Linked DNA regions of Homo sapiens: region 2 is linked to region 1. A link is a loop called in an ENCODE intact Hi-C map of the cell type or tissue named here. Cell type or tissue: GM12878. All regions are shown on one strand. Each heading gives the region's core, and the rest is flanking DNA. Links, peaks and the distances in the headings are about the cores only. Region 1 overlaps APCDD1L (APC down-regulated 1 like). Region 2 overlaps VAPB (VAMP associated protein B and C).

What was found. Peaks named below come from ENCODE experiments on the same cell type or tissue, not always from the same donor. Only the 100,000 strongest peaks of a DNase experiment are listed, where the experiment ranks them.
Region 2: it touches region 1 in a loop (2.2-fold over the local background); 12 of 110 quality-filtered maps call a loop at or near these places.

Annotation. Positions count from the first base shown.
Region 1 is chr20:58,455,388-58,462,670 of GRCh38, forward strand. APCDD1L (APC down-regulated 1 like) reads right to left here. Exons shown (of 4, transcript NM_153360.3): 4 at 3,714-6,167. The coding sequence ends at 5,403. Among named protein-coding and RNA genes, the nearest start is that of APCDD1L-DT, 56 kb to the right of the region's middle. RefSeq lists enhancers at 3,268-3,407, 3,538-3,647 and a silencer at 5,434-5,622. In GM12878, for the core only: no CTCF peak of the experiment used is centred there; DNase peaks (open chromatin) are centred at 3,444 and 4,194; H3K4me3 peaks cover 794 bases; H3K27ac peaks cover 2,098 bases.
Region 2 is chr20:58,399,101-58,406,383 of GRCh38, forward strand. All of the region lies in intron 1 of VAPB (VAMP associated protein B and C), which reads left to right. Among named protein-coding and RNA genes, the nearest start is that of VAPB, 14 kb to the left of the region's middle. In GM12878, for the core only: no CTCF peak of the experiment used is centred there; DNase peaks (open chromatin) are centred at 3,936 and 4,405; H3K4me3 peaks cover 1,826 bases; H3K27ac peaks cover 1,146 bases.

The DNA of each region.
Region 1 (7,283 bases), core at 2,061-4,560:
TAGGGCCACCATTTCCTAAGCCTTAGGGGGATTCATGGCACAAGTGGACTTGCTTCGGAGCTGTGCCCTTTGACCAACCTGCTTTCCACCTTCTGTAATCTCCCATCAGTGATAAATTACCCATCAGCTTTCCAGATTCCAGAATTTTGCTGACATCTCCTGTTGGCTATGTTCTTATTTCCTTTTCTGTTTATTCCTGTGACCTTGTGCCCTTTAATTCTTTCCCATAATTTGTTGGGACTTCAGAAGGAAGTGGAGCTAAAGGCATGTGTCTGCCTGCCCCATCTTGGCTGGAAGTTGGGAAGGCCTTCCTTCCAAGGCACCCAGCATAGCACCTGGCACATGATGGATGCTCAGCAAATGTCTGTGGGTCTTCTTTTTACTAAACAGGCAGTTGATTTCACCAGAAGTAGTGACCACCTAAGTTTTGGTAATTTTTTTTCTCCTGAGGGATTAAAAACAATGCCAAATGCAGGAGTGAGAGTAGTAGGTTATTAATAACCCCTAGGAAATACATACTGTATCACAGGACAAAGACCCATCCTCACTAAGAGTTTGTTTTGTTTTGTTTTGAGACGGAGCCTTGCTCTGTTGCCCAGGCTGGAGTACAGTGGCATGATCTCGCCTCACTGCAACCTCCACCTCCCGGGTTCAAGTGATTCTCCTGCCTCAGCCTCCCGAGTAGCTGGGACTACAGGTGCTTGCCACCACGCCTGGCTAATTTTTTGCATTTTTAGGAGGTGGAGTTTCACCGTGTTAACCAGGATACTCTTGGTCTCCTGACCTCGTGATCTACCCACCTCAGCCTCCCAAAGTGCTGGGATTATAGGCGTCAGCCACCAAACCCGTTTTTTTTTTTTGTTTTTTTTTTTTTTTTGCCATTTCTCTCAAAATACGTTATTGATTCCATTTGAATCACTTACTATTTTGGGTCTTCCCGTAACTGATGTTGGGGCTGGTTGGCTCCAGGAACCATCAGGTTTCAGCCCATTTTATTGATAAAGAAACTGAAGCTGGCAGGGTCGGGGGTGGGGGAGATGGAGGCTCCAAAACTAAGAAAGGAAAGCCTTGGGTACCTGTGTGAGGCTGAGGCTCTCCCAGTCTCCCTGACCTTTGGGGGATGAGAAGCTTGAGATGGAGTCTCAAGGCACCTCTTACCAGGCCCTGTGGCCTCCTATTTGGGGAGAGCAGTGGTCTTCAATGCCTTTCTAGATATATCCTGGCTACTAGAAAACAGATGTCCTCAAGTTCACAGGCCTGGGTTCTGCTCTGCTCATCTGATTAGAAAAAAAGTCAGCAACATCGAAATTCCAGGCCAGTATAGTGTGTGGGTGTCATCTTGCTGCTTGAATTCGGAGTCTCCAATCAGGTCTTGGAACATGTATTCTTTTAACTGGTATTTATTGACCTCCTACTATGTGCCCGGCACCATTCTAACACTGGGGATCCACAGAGAACAAGACAGACAAGGACCCTGCTGGCAAGGAACTCATTCTAGAGGAGAGGGGCTAACAATAGGTGAAAACCAACAAACGGGATTTTTTTCAGATTTCGGCCACTGACAAATGCTGTGATGAAGTCACTGCGCTGTGGTGGGCGCTATCTTTGGGGTGGTCAGGGGTGAGGTGGGCAGAGCCTTCCAGGTGAGGGAGAACTGGAGCCAAGACCTTGAGAGGGACTGGGTTCCATGGGACTGCAGGAGAGCAAGGAGGCCACTGTGGCCGAAATGGAAGGTAGAGGTGTCAGGTGGGCAGGAGGAGGGTCTGTCTGGAAGCTTGGAAGGGTGGTTTTAGGGAATGTCGACAGGTCATTTGTGCTCATGCTGACATCCATTTAAGCGGGGTTGTGTGTGTGAGAAGGAGCAGGCTTTCAGTCTCAGAACCATCAGGAGCGGACTGGAGGCTGCACGCTACTGTTCAAGTCCCCTCTTGAAGTGGGAACAGCTCTTCCCTGCTTGTCTCCGGTCTGCGATGCTAATGGGTATGAATCAGCCCTGACCAGGCCCTGATGCAGTGCTACATTCTGCGTCAGAAAGCTCCAGTCCCTCGTGTCTGAGTCACCTGTGCCCCCAGGAGAGGATGCACAGACCAGGGCCACGTGCTGGTGGGCCTGCGTCACCAAGCCACACACTGCTGTTCAGCCCGGTAGCACCGCTGGGAGATTAAAAGCATGCGCTTAGTGAAAGGCAAAGAGCTTCTTTTGATAACCAGCATCTGTTAGTTAATGGACCTCTGAGAGCTGTATACAATTTCAACTTTTTATTAAAGAAAAAAAGCTCATTTGCTCTCCTGGGAGTTGCACAATGAAATTATCAACTGCATGGGCTTCCCACCCACCCCCCACCTTTCAACGTGACTGAACATGCAATGGAGAACATTAATTTTATCTGGAAATAGGACTCTAGGCTTTCCTCCCCGTCTGTAGATGAGAGCGCTCTCACGTTTTATGTGAAGGGCAGAGACTTAAGGGGCGGGAGCAAAGGGCTGGAAGGAAGGCTTGGTGCCCATGGGCCTCTGGCCCTGTACCAGACAGTCTCAGCCCCTCAGCCTCTGAAATGACCCCTTCCTTTATCAGCCCAGAGTCTTGGAAGCCCTGACCTTCTGCCTGGGAGAAAAGGGATGGTTGCCCTTTCTTCAGCCTTCGTAGCTCCGAGCAGCATCACCTGCCCCCAAACTAACAAGCCCCAGCGAGCAGAGAGCAACTAAGTCCAACTGAGGGGATCCAGGAAGCTGCTGTCCTGCTCAACACACTCCTTCTCATTAGGGATGGCATCCCACGAAGCAACACTAAATTGCCTTCCCCAAATAAAATCAAGGAATCCTATTCCCTCCAAGAGTGAGGAGGACACCCCAAGCCCGTGGGCTGTGATACAGAGGCCCGGATCTCAGGCTCTGGAGCCCAGCCCCTTCTCTCTGTGCCTTAGTGTCCTCGCGCGCAAGACGCAGAGACTCACACACCTCTCACTGACTCAGCTGGGCCTCTCGAGGGTCGCTGAATCTGGTAGATGGAGGTGATCCGTTCACGGGTCTCAGTGTGAGGCTTAACAGGGATAACCAACATTTACTGAGTCACATATTTATTGAAGTTCTTTCTACCATGCACCAGGCACACTGGACCCTTCCGGAAAGATCGCAGGAAGCGAGTCAGAGCCGAGTCTTTTTCGTTGGAGCTTACATTCTAGGCAAATAAGGTCATTTCCGCCAGTGATCAGTTTTCATGACAAAGAACATACAACTGTGATGCAGTGGACTGACAGAAGGACCAGGGAAATGGGGCTGCTCTTTGGGATGCGAATGGTGACATCTTCAGGAGACAACATCTGGTCTGAGACTTGATTGAAAAGAAAGTGCTCAACTTCTGAAGGTCTGGGGGAAGAGAGGCTAGGCGGAAATCAGGGCTTGTGCAAAGGCCCCAAGGCAGCAAGAGCTCCTGTGATCAAGAAACAGAGAGAAGGCCAGTGTGGCCGGGGCATGTGGAGGCGTGGCTGAGCCTTGCAGGCAACAGCGAGCCAGAAGTCGGGCTTTTATTCTGAGTGCAGTGGAAGCCCCTGGGGGGTTTTCAGCAGGACAGGCAGTGGCATGAAAGCAGAACTGAGAGAGCTGGGGTTTACCTCCACTGGTTTTATTCTCTTTCACACATTCTCTGGAAGACACTCCACTTCCTTTCTTTAGAACTGTAATTCCCTTGGTTGACTTTAATAACCAGCAAGAACATTTTTCAGGCTGTTTAATTTTATTAAAAGGTTCAAATTTGATGATAAATGGTGGCATGGTTACTTCAAGCTTCGGATACAAGACCTGCTCAGCCGTGGACATATCATCGACACCCACTGCCATCCCCACCAGGAGCTCCCCCAACCCTGATGTAGTCTGAGACCGTAAATAATGTAATGATTTCTTGTACTTTGGTAAATATGCCAGGAACACTTGTAGCTGTCTGAGAGCTACAGAGAATACTAACTTGGTGGGCTTTTTTTTTTTTTAAGAGGAAGGATGGGTAATAAGTGGAAGCAATTTCAGCAGGCTGACTGAACCCCACACAGTCTCAGGGAGGAAAAGGGCTTCCCTCTGAAACCATCATTAACCTCACAGACAATTGTTCAAAATCTGTGATAAGAGCTAGAGATAGGGATCAGGAGGAGGAAGGAGGGGGTGAGTCATTGGCCCCCAGTCCTGAAAACCCTTGGGCCCACCAGGATGCCAGTTAATTTCACAGTGTACAGATGAGGCCCTGGGAACATGGGCAGAGTCCCTGGGGAGGCACAGCCTGTTCCCACCATGATGACAGTCCCCTCTGAGCAGAGGACACCAATATATTAGGATTATGGCAAGGAGGCTGGGCAAGGCGGAGCTGCCTAGATGTCGCCATGTAGCCTGGTGACCCCGACCTCTCCCTAGGGTGGGCCCAAAGATACACATTCGGAGATTCTCTTCCTTTGTCAGGCAGGCACAGGCAATCTTGGCAACCGAGGATGGCTGGGCAGGGCGAATTGCAGAGCGCGTTAGTGTTACGGCTGTCATTACTATTAACTATGTTCAGAAGGCTGGAAATGCTGCTCCCCTCCAAAGACCTGCCCCCAGCAGCCAGCCTGGTGCACACTGGCATTTGCCTGGGCCAGGAAGGCTTGGAGGCCGCAGGCTGCTCTGGGGAGGCCATGCTTCTCAGCTTAGATGGAGTCCTCTTCATTTTGCATGCTGGCCCGGGAAAACTGGATTTATCCACATGCAGTGTTGGCAGCTTGAGGTCCGACTCGCAGAAGCACAGGCAAATGCAGACGAATGCCAGCAGTCAGGACTCAGGAAAGCTGAGCTGCCCCTGAAGACACAAGCCCTTTGCCCAAAAGCTGAGAAGCACTGAAAGCCCGAAGTGGCATCTTTAATTCATGGCACCACTTAGAGATCGTATTGCTAAATTCGAATTAATAATCTTTAAACAACAACCTACAGACATGGCAGAACTGTAGGCCTCGTCCCTAGGCAGAGCCTCAGGATCTCCTCTTGCTCCCATCTTGGAATCCCAAGGGTCAGGATGGGAAGAACTGGGGGGAACATGGGATGGGGGTGTTCCGTGTGGCCCCCTGACTGCACCTGTTGGCGAGCTGCCAAGGATGAGGAAAGTAGAAAAATTGGGAGTGATCTTTAGAAACTCACGTAGCGATGAACATCACTGCCGCATCCAAGTGCTTGACTGGGGACCCGGGCTGTGGGATGTGGTATAGGCTTTGCAGGGGTTAAGCTCATGTCCTGAGCCACATGGGACACAGGCAGAGTTTGGAAGCAGTGGGGCTGTGCATCCATCCATGACAGAGCAGAGGAGAATGGTTCCTTCCCTACAGCTGCCAGGAGGGAGTCTGAAGGGTTGAATGGGTGTCCAGAGCCGCCATCCTGATGTCAAGTCCAATGTCATAGCCAGTGGAGGAAGGCCAGCCCTAGAACTAGGGGCAGAAGTGGGAAGGGGGCTATGTGAAGACCCCCTGTGCTGGGGTGCTTCTGCAGCGATGGCCTGTGCTGCGGTGGCCTGGAGAAGTCGGGGGCCTCCCCATGACAGAGCACCAGGGGTGCTTGGTAGGAGGTGGGACGTTTCTCTGGGGTATCGGGACTTGAGCCATCGGTGGGCCTTTGTCCGATGAAGAGCAGGCTTTGCCCGAGGGGGTCTTGTTCCATCTTGAAAAGCTCGTACTCCACATGCGGGAGCCGGATGCCCAGCGGTAGGCAGCCGTTGGTGGCTGTGACATCCCGCTCAGTGCCCATGGACCAGGCCCCCGCACCCCCACAGCTGCTTGGCTCAGAGAAGTTGAGCATGGCCGTGGTGACCTGGTCCATGGGGGTCACATGGGCCCGTGTGACCTCAAACACCAGCTCGGTGCCGCCGCGGACCCTGGTGGATGGCGTGCCCCTGGTGTAGCGGCCGGCGGCATACACGGTGAAGGTGGGCTGCCGGCAGGCTGGGTCTGAGAAGTGGTGGTAATACCCTTCCCAGGAGCGGCTGTGCCCGTGGAAAGTGAAGAGCCGGGTGAGGAACAGGACTGCTGGGCGCACCTCGCACCCCGAGCTGACCCACCAGCCGCCCAGGTGCAGGGGCAGGGCCAGAGGGGGCGGCAGCACGGGCGGGTGGTGCACATCGGAGCGGGCAATGAGGCCACAGGCTGGGCACGGCTGCACGTGGTGCTGGCAAAAGACAAACAGAAAAACGGTGGTTGTCCCACATAGAGAAGTTGGGGTGCAGCCTGGAAAGGAACCCCAGCTCTGTAGGGGTGTCAAGGCAGGGTGAGGTGCGGCCTGTCCCTCCCTCCTCTCTCTCCTCACTCCCTGCCTTCAGTCAGGACGACCTCCTTGCTTCAGCCAGGATGGCCTCCTTGATGGAGGTCAGCCCCTGTATCCCCCGGGCCTTGGGTCTCCTGCTGTCTCTTCCACCTGGAATTCCCCGCCAGCTCCTTCTTACCTCTTAGGTCTCAGCTGGGCACCAGAGAGAGCTTTCCCGAATGCCCCATGTAAGGTGGGCCTCAGGGCTGTCACACCACCCTCTTTTATCTTCCTCATTCCACCCCCTGAGACTCTCCTCTCTCTACCCCTCACCCCTCATCAAACTGGAATGCATCGTGCCTTACAGTACTAAAAAGCCCTAGAAAGCCGGGACTGTCTCTGCGGCTACCCCATCCCCACCGCACAGGGCTTGGCTCACAGCAAGCACATATTTGTTGCATGAATAAATGAGAAATGAATGGAAGCATAGGTGGCCTTCGTCTTGGGACCTGAGAGAACTTGTCCTTGCTCATGCCCAGTCTGCTTGGTCCTGGAATTTGACCGTGAAAGTTGATCTTTTTCTAGCTCACTCTTCTAGGTGTTTCAGAAGTGCCAAGAACTATGCTAAGCACTTCCTGGGCAACTGGTACATGTTATAGCTGAGGGAGCTGAGACCCAGAGGGCCGGCTGGGCTGCCCAGGTTGTCCAGCCTGGAAGTGGCAGAGACCAGCTGAAATGCAGCCTGGCTTACACCCGGCTGTCTGAGCTCCCCCTCTCATGTGCTCATAGCAGGTTACATCTTCCCTACAGGTGGAGAATAGAGGATTTTTGTCTTTAGAAATCTCACAGTGGAAGGTGCGCATCATTTGCTCTACCTACCCCATGGAAAGTGGATATGGCAACAAGGATCAAAAGCCATCAAAATATGTCTGAGCCGGGCACAGTGGCTCACACCTGTAATCCCAGCTCTTTGGGAGGCTGAGGTGGGCAGATCACTTGAGGTCAGGAATTCAAGACCAGCCTGGCCAACACGGTGAAAAC
Region 2 (7,283 bases), core at 2,886-5,385, 55 kb before region 1:
GACCAGCGTGACCAACATAGTGAAACCCCATCTCTACTAAAAATACAAAAGTTAGCCGGGCGTGGTGGTGCATGCCTGTAATCCAGGTACTGGGGAGGCTGAGGCAGGAGAACCGCTTCAGCTGGGGAGGTGGAGGTTGCAGTGAGCCGAGATCGTGCCATTGTACTCCAGCCTGGGCAACAAGAGCAAAACTCCGTCTCAAAAAAAAAAAAGAGAGAAAAAGAAAGAAAAAGTGCCTTATTATAATTGTAGTCTTGTAATTGTCTCGTTGGCACCTCTTACATAAAGTGCAGTTGCTCTGGGACATTAGAATGACTGTGACTGACTTTTAATCTTTGCCAGCCATGGTGGCTCACGCCTGTAATTCCAGCTTTGGGAGGCTGGGGTGGGTGGATCGCTTGAGCTCAGGAGTTTGACACCAGCCTGGTCAACATGGTGAAACCCCTCTTTACTAAAAATACAAAAGTTAACCAGGCTTGGTGGTGTATGCCTGTAATCCCAGCTAATCCGGAGGCTGAGGGGCAGGAATCGCTTGAACCCAGGAGGGCAGAGGTTGCAGCTAGCTGAGATTGTGCCTCTGCACTCCAGCCTGGGCTGAGAGTGAGACCGTCTCAAAAAAAAAAAAAAAAAAATCCTTCTATGAATTCTGTGTTTCCCCCTAAGAACTTCTGTCCTAACTTGATCACTTCTTATTGTGAGCTATTTGTTTATTAGTGTTGAAAATTCTGTGCTAATACTATCAACTGTACCTTCCCTTCCACCACCCCACTCTCTGCTCCAAGTCTTTCATGTCCTCAATACCTGTCGTGCAAACTATGCATTTCTGGGTTAACTGGGTACTATTTTAGTCTTTTAGTTCCATCACTCAGCATTTACAATATAGTAGAAAAATGGAAGAAATGGAAAGGTACGTACTCGAGAAATCAGTGTTATGGCCATCTCCATTTTAGAGATGAGAGGCCTTTGCAGAAGGCCTTTGCGAAGACTTTACAGAATGTGAATTTGTACCCGGGTCTTACAGCCTCCCAAGCCTGTGTGCTTTGCATTACAAAGCGAATCTGTGGTTCCTAGCATTGCTGTCACCTAGAGGCACTTGGGCTAACCTCCTTAGCTTTGGTTTCCTCCTCTGCGATGTAAGGAGGCTTGAACTCAGTACCTCTAGGTGGTCCTTCCAGCTCTAAGCTTGAGAACTTAAGTTTATTTTAGCTGAAGAAGAGAGATAGAAAGCCCCTTGAGGACAGGAACCAGCTTGTATTTCCCACAGCACCTACTGGTACTTTGTTCCTATGGGCTCCTGAATATTTAATTAATGAAACCTCTTGTTACTGTTTGAAAGCTCACTACTTGTATTAACCTTTCCTGAGTATTCTTGGACTCTGATCCAGTTTTTTCTATATCACCTCTTATTGTACGAATTGTATGTCACTTTCACGTTTTGTTTTATTCTTTATGTGCTTCATTTACTTATTTATTGCTTGGCTTTCACTGCTAGAATGTAAGCTCCTATAGGTTTTTGTTTTAGTATTTCTGAGTAGACTACATAGACTACATTCTCTTCTTCTTCTTGTTTTCTTTTCCGAGTACCCCAAAGAAGGATACAACCCTGGATTTGGTCATCTTTTCAGTGTTTGCTATGATCATTTGAAACAGAAGCATACACAAGAATAAAAAGAGAAATTTGCTGAAAAACCAGAGGTTTGTCCTTGTGGAGGCTTATTTGAATTCTCAATCTGTTGGTTGAATTGATTTGTTGGCATGTAAATATATCCTGATGGACTCCTCTGAAAATCTAAATTTGTGCTTCTGACCTTTGTAAAGTCAGGCAGTGCTTTACTAATTGGATGAAGGAGAGCCATGGCTTACTCTTGAGAGAATGTGCAGATGCACACAATCAAAACTTTTCATGTAATTTGCGGGCAGGAGGATCCCATCTTAGTGCATAGTTCACCTCTAACCTCGCTCAGAGAAAAGGTGGAAGAAGCATGAGCAGTCATCTAGAGAAATCCAGAGACCACTTGGTCGGCTCATTTGTATCTTTTTATTTATTATTATTTTTAAAATGAATGCTTTTGTTGCCTTTCTCTTCCAAAGCAAGATTGTTTCTTTTTCTTTCTTTACATACCTAGCACTCACTGAGAATAGTGCTTGGCCATTAGTCATTTTCATTAAACATTTGAGTATTGTCCCTTCCACCTTTAAAGAAGAAAAACTGTGTTGTCAGTCCTTTTTACCCTGTCTAGCTACTCCTTTCACTTTCCTTCTTATCATGGTAAGCTTCTGGAAAACATAGTTTCCTGTCTTTTTTCTTTCTGTTCTTCACTTCTAGTCACTGCCCGGGAGCTCAATCATTGCTTCATCACTACATCTCCCATTGCATGTTCAGTCTTCACTACCATTTGACCCCTGTTGTCATCCTGCTCATTGACACTCTTCTCTTGACCTCTCTCATTGCTCTCTCTGCTTTTCTTCCGCCCATGTGGCCAGTTTTGCCCACTCATCATGCAGTCCGGTTGGTAATGCTCAGGGTTACAGGTTCACCTTCTCCCCCTCTTCTCCTTTCCCTGTTTCTCTCAGATTTGCTCTCTCTGTGTCTTCCCTTCTCCCCTTTGCGGAACTCTTTTACCAGTACCCTTCGCTTCTAACGTCACTTATGTATGAACCCAGGCCTGACCCAAGCCCATATAAAAGGCTGCAATACGTTAAATGCAGCATGACCCAAGCTGAACTCTATACCACCTTTTCATTTTTTCCTCCAAACCTCCCCTTCTTACTGTCTCATTGGATGGTACCTACATTCATGCATTTGACCAACTCAGAGAGTCTATGACTCAGTTCTGTCCCTTCTTCCCCATTCCCTCTATGGCTGCCCCATTTTCTCCCGCAACTGTAATAGCCTCTTAACTGGTCTTCTTGTCCGAGTCTTCTCTTTCTTTCCACCCTGATGTGGTTTTCAAAGATGGTTTGCAAAGATGCAAATCTGAGCATATCTCTTGCTTGCTTACAATCATTAAATGTCTTCCTGTTGCCAAAAATAAAGTTTAAATTCTTTAACAAAACCTGGAAAATTATCGATACTTGTTGCACTCCCCCCACATTGCCCTGCCCATCTTTCCAGCATCGTCTTTCCTCATGCTTGTGTTTCAGCCTTTTAGTTCTCCTTGGCCATGGGGCTTTGGCATACTATGTATCATGACTTACCCTGTATGTAGTCATAAAGTAACAGTTTTTAGCTGTTTCCACCACTAAAAATTAGTTGATTCCTTTTCCTCTTGTTTGTTTCACTGCGTCCCCCTGCTTACCTTTGAGGCTCAGCACAGGCTTCACTTCTTCAAGGTAACTGTCCTGACATTCTTCACTCACATTGTATCTGTTCCTCTGGCTCCCACACATGTCACAGCATGTTGTCATTGGCAACGTGATACGTGACTCCCTTTCGCTGTTAGTCAGCAAGCCCCCCCACCCTTTTTTTTTTTTTTTTTTTAGATTGTGTCTCTTCTCCCCACATCCCAGTGCCTAGCACAGCACAGTGCATGGTGCATGGCAGTTTCTCAGGGAGTTCATGGTCTCTGGGTCTAAGGCATAGGCGAGGAAGGGTTGGTGTTTAGGAGAAAGCTGAGAAAGATGCCAGGCGCAATGGCTCACACCTGTAATCCAAGGATTTTGGGACTCCGAGGCAAGCGAATCAGTTGAGGCCAGGAATTTGAGATGAGCCTGGGCAATATGGCGAAACCCCATCTCTACTAAAAATACAGAAATTAACCTGGTGTGGTGGTGCATGCCCATAATCCCAGCTACTCGGGAGGCTGAGGCATGAGAATCACTTGAACTCAGGAGGTGGAAGCTGCAGTGAGTCAAAATTATGCCACTGCACTCCACTCTGGGTGACAGAGCAAGACTGTATCTCAAAAACAAAAACAAAGCTGAGAAAGGAGAGAGGGGGGAAGAAAGAAGACTTTCAGTGGTGAAGAGTAATGAAGCCTGTCGGCAGGGCCCGTTATGTACAGCCGATCGATGTAGACACAGTGCATTTTGCTCAGAAAATATTTGAAGATTTTCCACTAAATGCTGGTTGCTTTTCTCTCTTGTGGAAACTTATGTTTTTACTTCTCCTCCTCTTCTATTTCAGAGAGTCAGGACTACCTCTTAGGTGTGTGTTCTTTTACCCCATTCCTTTCCCATCACTTAACAGTATTTTGCATCGTTAGCCTATTACTGCTGTCTCACTTTTCTCTTGTACTTGATTCCTTCCTTGTGCCTACAAACATGCTTAAGTTGCCCCTTCCTAAAAAGAAATCTTGTTTTCTAGATCTTCCCCGCTTAAGCAAATGCCCAGTCTTCTATCACAGCTAATTTTGGGGAAGCGGTGAATCTCAGTTTCTGGTATCTTTACTCTTCTTTCATCAGACCTCACCCCTTCACTCAAACCCTTCTTAGTTCCCCCAGGTTTCTCTCTGTGATACTTGTCTTTGACTTTTCTGATGAACTGTCCACCTCTTTATCATCTCTTTTACTGGATGTTGAGGTTTCTCAGGTTCTGGCTTCAGTCTTCTCAATTTAACAATTCTCTGTATGTTGTCTCATTAATAATGCCTTCATCTTCCACTTCTGCACAGAAAACTTCCAAATCTCTATCTCCAAGCAAATCTTTTGATCTGTCAGCCTGCTGGACATCCCTGTCTATCTGGTTGTCATGAGAACACCTCAAACTCAGCATGTTCCACACTGTATTTACCGTTTACCTTCTCATCCCCACTGACTGTGGCTTCTGGATCTTGGGAATGGCCCTTGCACCAAGTTGGCAAGCTGGAAATCCTAAACTTGTCTTTCACTCCCCATTTTCCGTAACCTTTCACATCTACTCAGTCCATTTAAATCAGCAGCATCTCCTATGCCCTTTTGCTTCTTAGTATTCTATCGTATCCTAAGTATAGGTCCTTTCCCTTCCAGACTATTGTAGTAGCACCGTGACTCAACTTTCTGTCTCTATTTTTTCTGCCTGCTTCTCTCACCCTTTGGACTATACTTTATACAGTTTCCAGAGATATTTTTCTAAAAATTGAAATTTGATATCATTTCTTGGTTTAAAAACATTCATTGGCTCTCTAGATCTTACGGATAGGTTCGTGGCCCAAATTCTTAGGCCAGCAGCAAAACTCTTCAGAGTCAGGCCACACCGCATCTTTCCAGCCTCAGCTTCTTTCACCCCTCTCGTACCCCTTCCTCTTCAGCCATTTGATGCCCCCAGAAGCCCCTTATAGCGTTATCACACTGTACTTTCACCCAAGTTCCCTACAGCTCAAAGTGTACTTTGCGTTATCTGCTTTTCAGACTCCAGGGCTTGCCTCAGTGATCAGTTCCCTGTGCTCCTCACCCTCCCCTTTTGATAGGATGCTTTATAGATTACCTTTCATACAGTGTTCGATGCAGTTAGAGGTAGTATACTGCCCAGGAGTTAAGAGTGTGAACCCTAGATTTGCCATCTGAAAGTCATGTGTCCTTCAGTGATGCATTTAACCTCTCTGTGCCTCAAATTTCTCCCTCTGGGGTATGTTAGGAGTATACAAATTAACACATGTAAAGTGCTTAGAATAGATTGGTACTGTTAAATATGAGCTAACGTCACATTTGATATTTTTTTAAAAAGAAAAAATCATTATGGAGTCTCAGTCCTAGAGATTCTGATTCATTAATTCTGGATGGGCCCCAAGATTGTTCTGTGTATTCTGGGTGGGAGCTGCAGTGCCCTGTTTCTCTCTCTAGCTTGAGAGCCTAGCACAGCACCTGAACCATTCTCTTCATGGGTTACTTATTGAGTACCTGTAGTGTGCCAAGCATTGCTGAGAGGCCGAGATGAGAAAACTTTTACCTTGTGGAGCTCATCTTCTAGTGGAGAAGGTGTACATTAAATAAAAACAGAAAATATATATGATGTGGTGTCAGGCAGTAGGTGATAAATGGGAAAAAAACAACTAAAAACAATGCAAGATAAAGGGATTTGGGAATGGATTCAATTTTAAGTAGGGTAATTAGGGAAGGTCATTTAAGTAGGGTGATTAGGGAAGGTCATTTACCTGAGGAGGTGATATTTGAACTGAGACCTATATAAAATGAGTGTATGAACTGTGGAGACATTTGGGAAGAGCATTACAGACAGATGGAAGGGCAGGTGCAAGGTGATGATGAGCTTGGTGTGTTCAAGGAGCAGCAAGGTATGCCTGTGCTAGAGTGGTGGAGGGGCCTGCGGGGAGATGAGCTCAAAGAAGAGGGCAGGAGCCTTGCCGGTAGGCAGGCCACAGGAGGGACTTTGGATTTTGTTGTGAGATGGGAAGCCACAGAGGAATCTGAGCAGGAGTTTATTTTTATTTTTATTTTTATTTTTGGAGACAGAGTCTTGCTCTGTCGCCCAGGCTGGAGTGTAGTGGCGCGATCTCGGTTCACTGCAACCTCTGTCTCCCGGGTTCAAGCAATTCTCTTGCCTCAGCCTCCTGAGTAGCTGGGATTATGCCCAGCTAATTTTTTTATTTTTAGTAGACAGGGTTTCACCATGTTGCCCAGGCTGGTCTTGAACTCCTAAACTCCTGAGCTCAGGCCTCCCAAAATGCTAGGATTACAGGTGTGAGCCATCACGCCTGGCCAGGAGCCTTTTTTTTTTTTTTTTTTTTTTTTTTGAGACGGAGACTGGCTCTGTTGCCCAGGCTGGAGTGCAGTGGTGCGATCTCACTCGGCTCACTGTAACCTCCCCCTCCCAGTTCAAGCAATTCTCCTGCCTCAGCTTCCCAAGTAGCTGGGACTACAGGCATGTGCCACCACGCCTAAGTAATTTTTGTATCTTTAGTGGAGACAGGGTTTCTAGATTAAATGTAGAGGAATATAGAGGAATGTAGATTAAATGTAGAGGAAGAGAGACTGCTTTTGGCCTAAGCAGTTGGGTGAGTGGTGGTTTCTTTACTGAGATGAGAAGCATTGAGTTTGAGGGAGGAGAGTGGGACTCAAGAGTGCCGTTTGGACATGAGAAACTTGAGATGCTCAGTACACTTGCAACGAGAGATGTTAAATAGGTAGTTGAGTCTGGAGCTCAGGGGAGAGGGCCAGGCTGCAGATATAAATTTGGCAGTCAGCTTATTGTTGTGACATAGAACAGTAAGGAGTAATTTCTTCTGATTAAAGAGATTTGGTAAACCTTTCCAAAAGAGAAGACGTTTGAGCAAAACTTTGAAGAATGAGCATAATTTCCAAAGGCAGAGTAAGGGAAAAATAGAAAATATTTTTCATCCAAGTCTCAC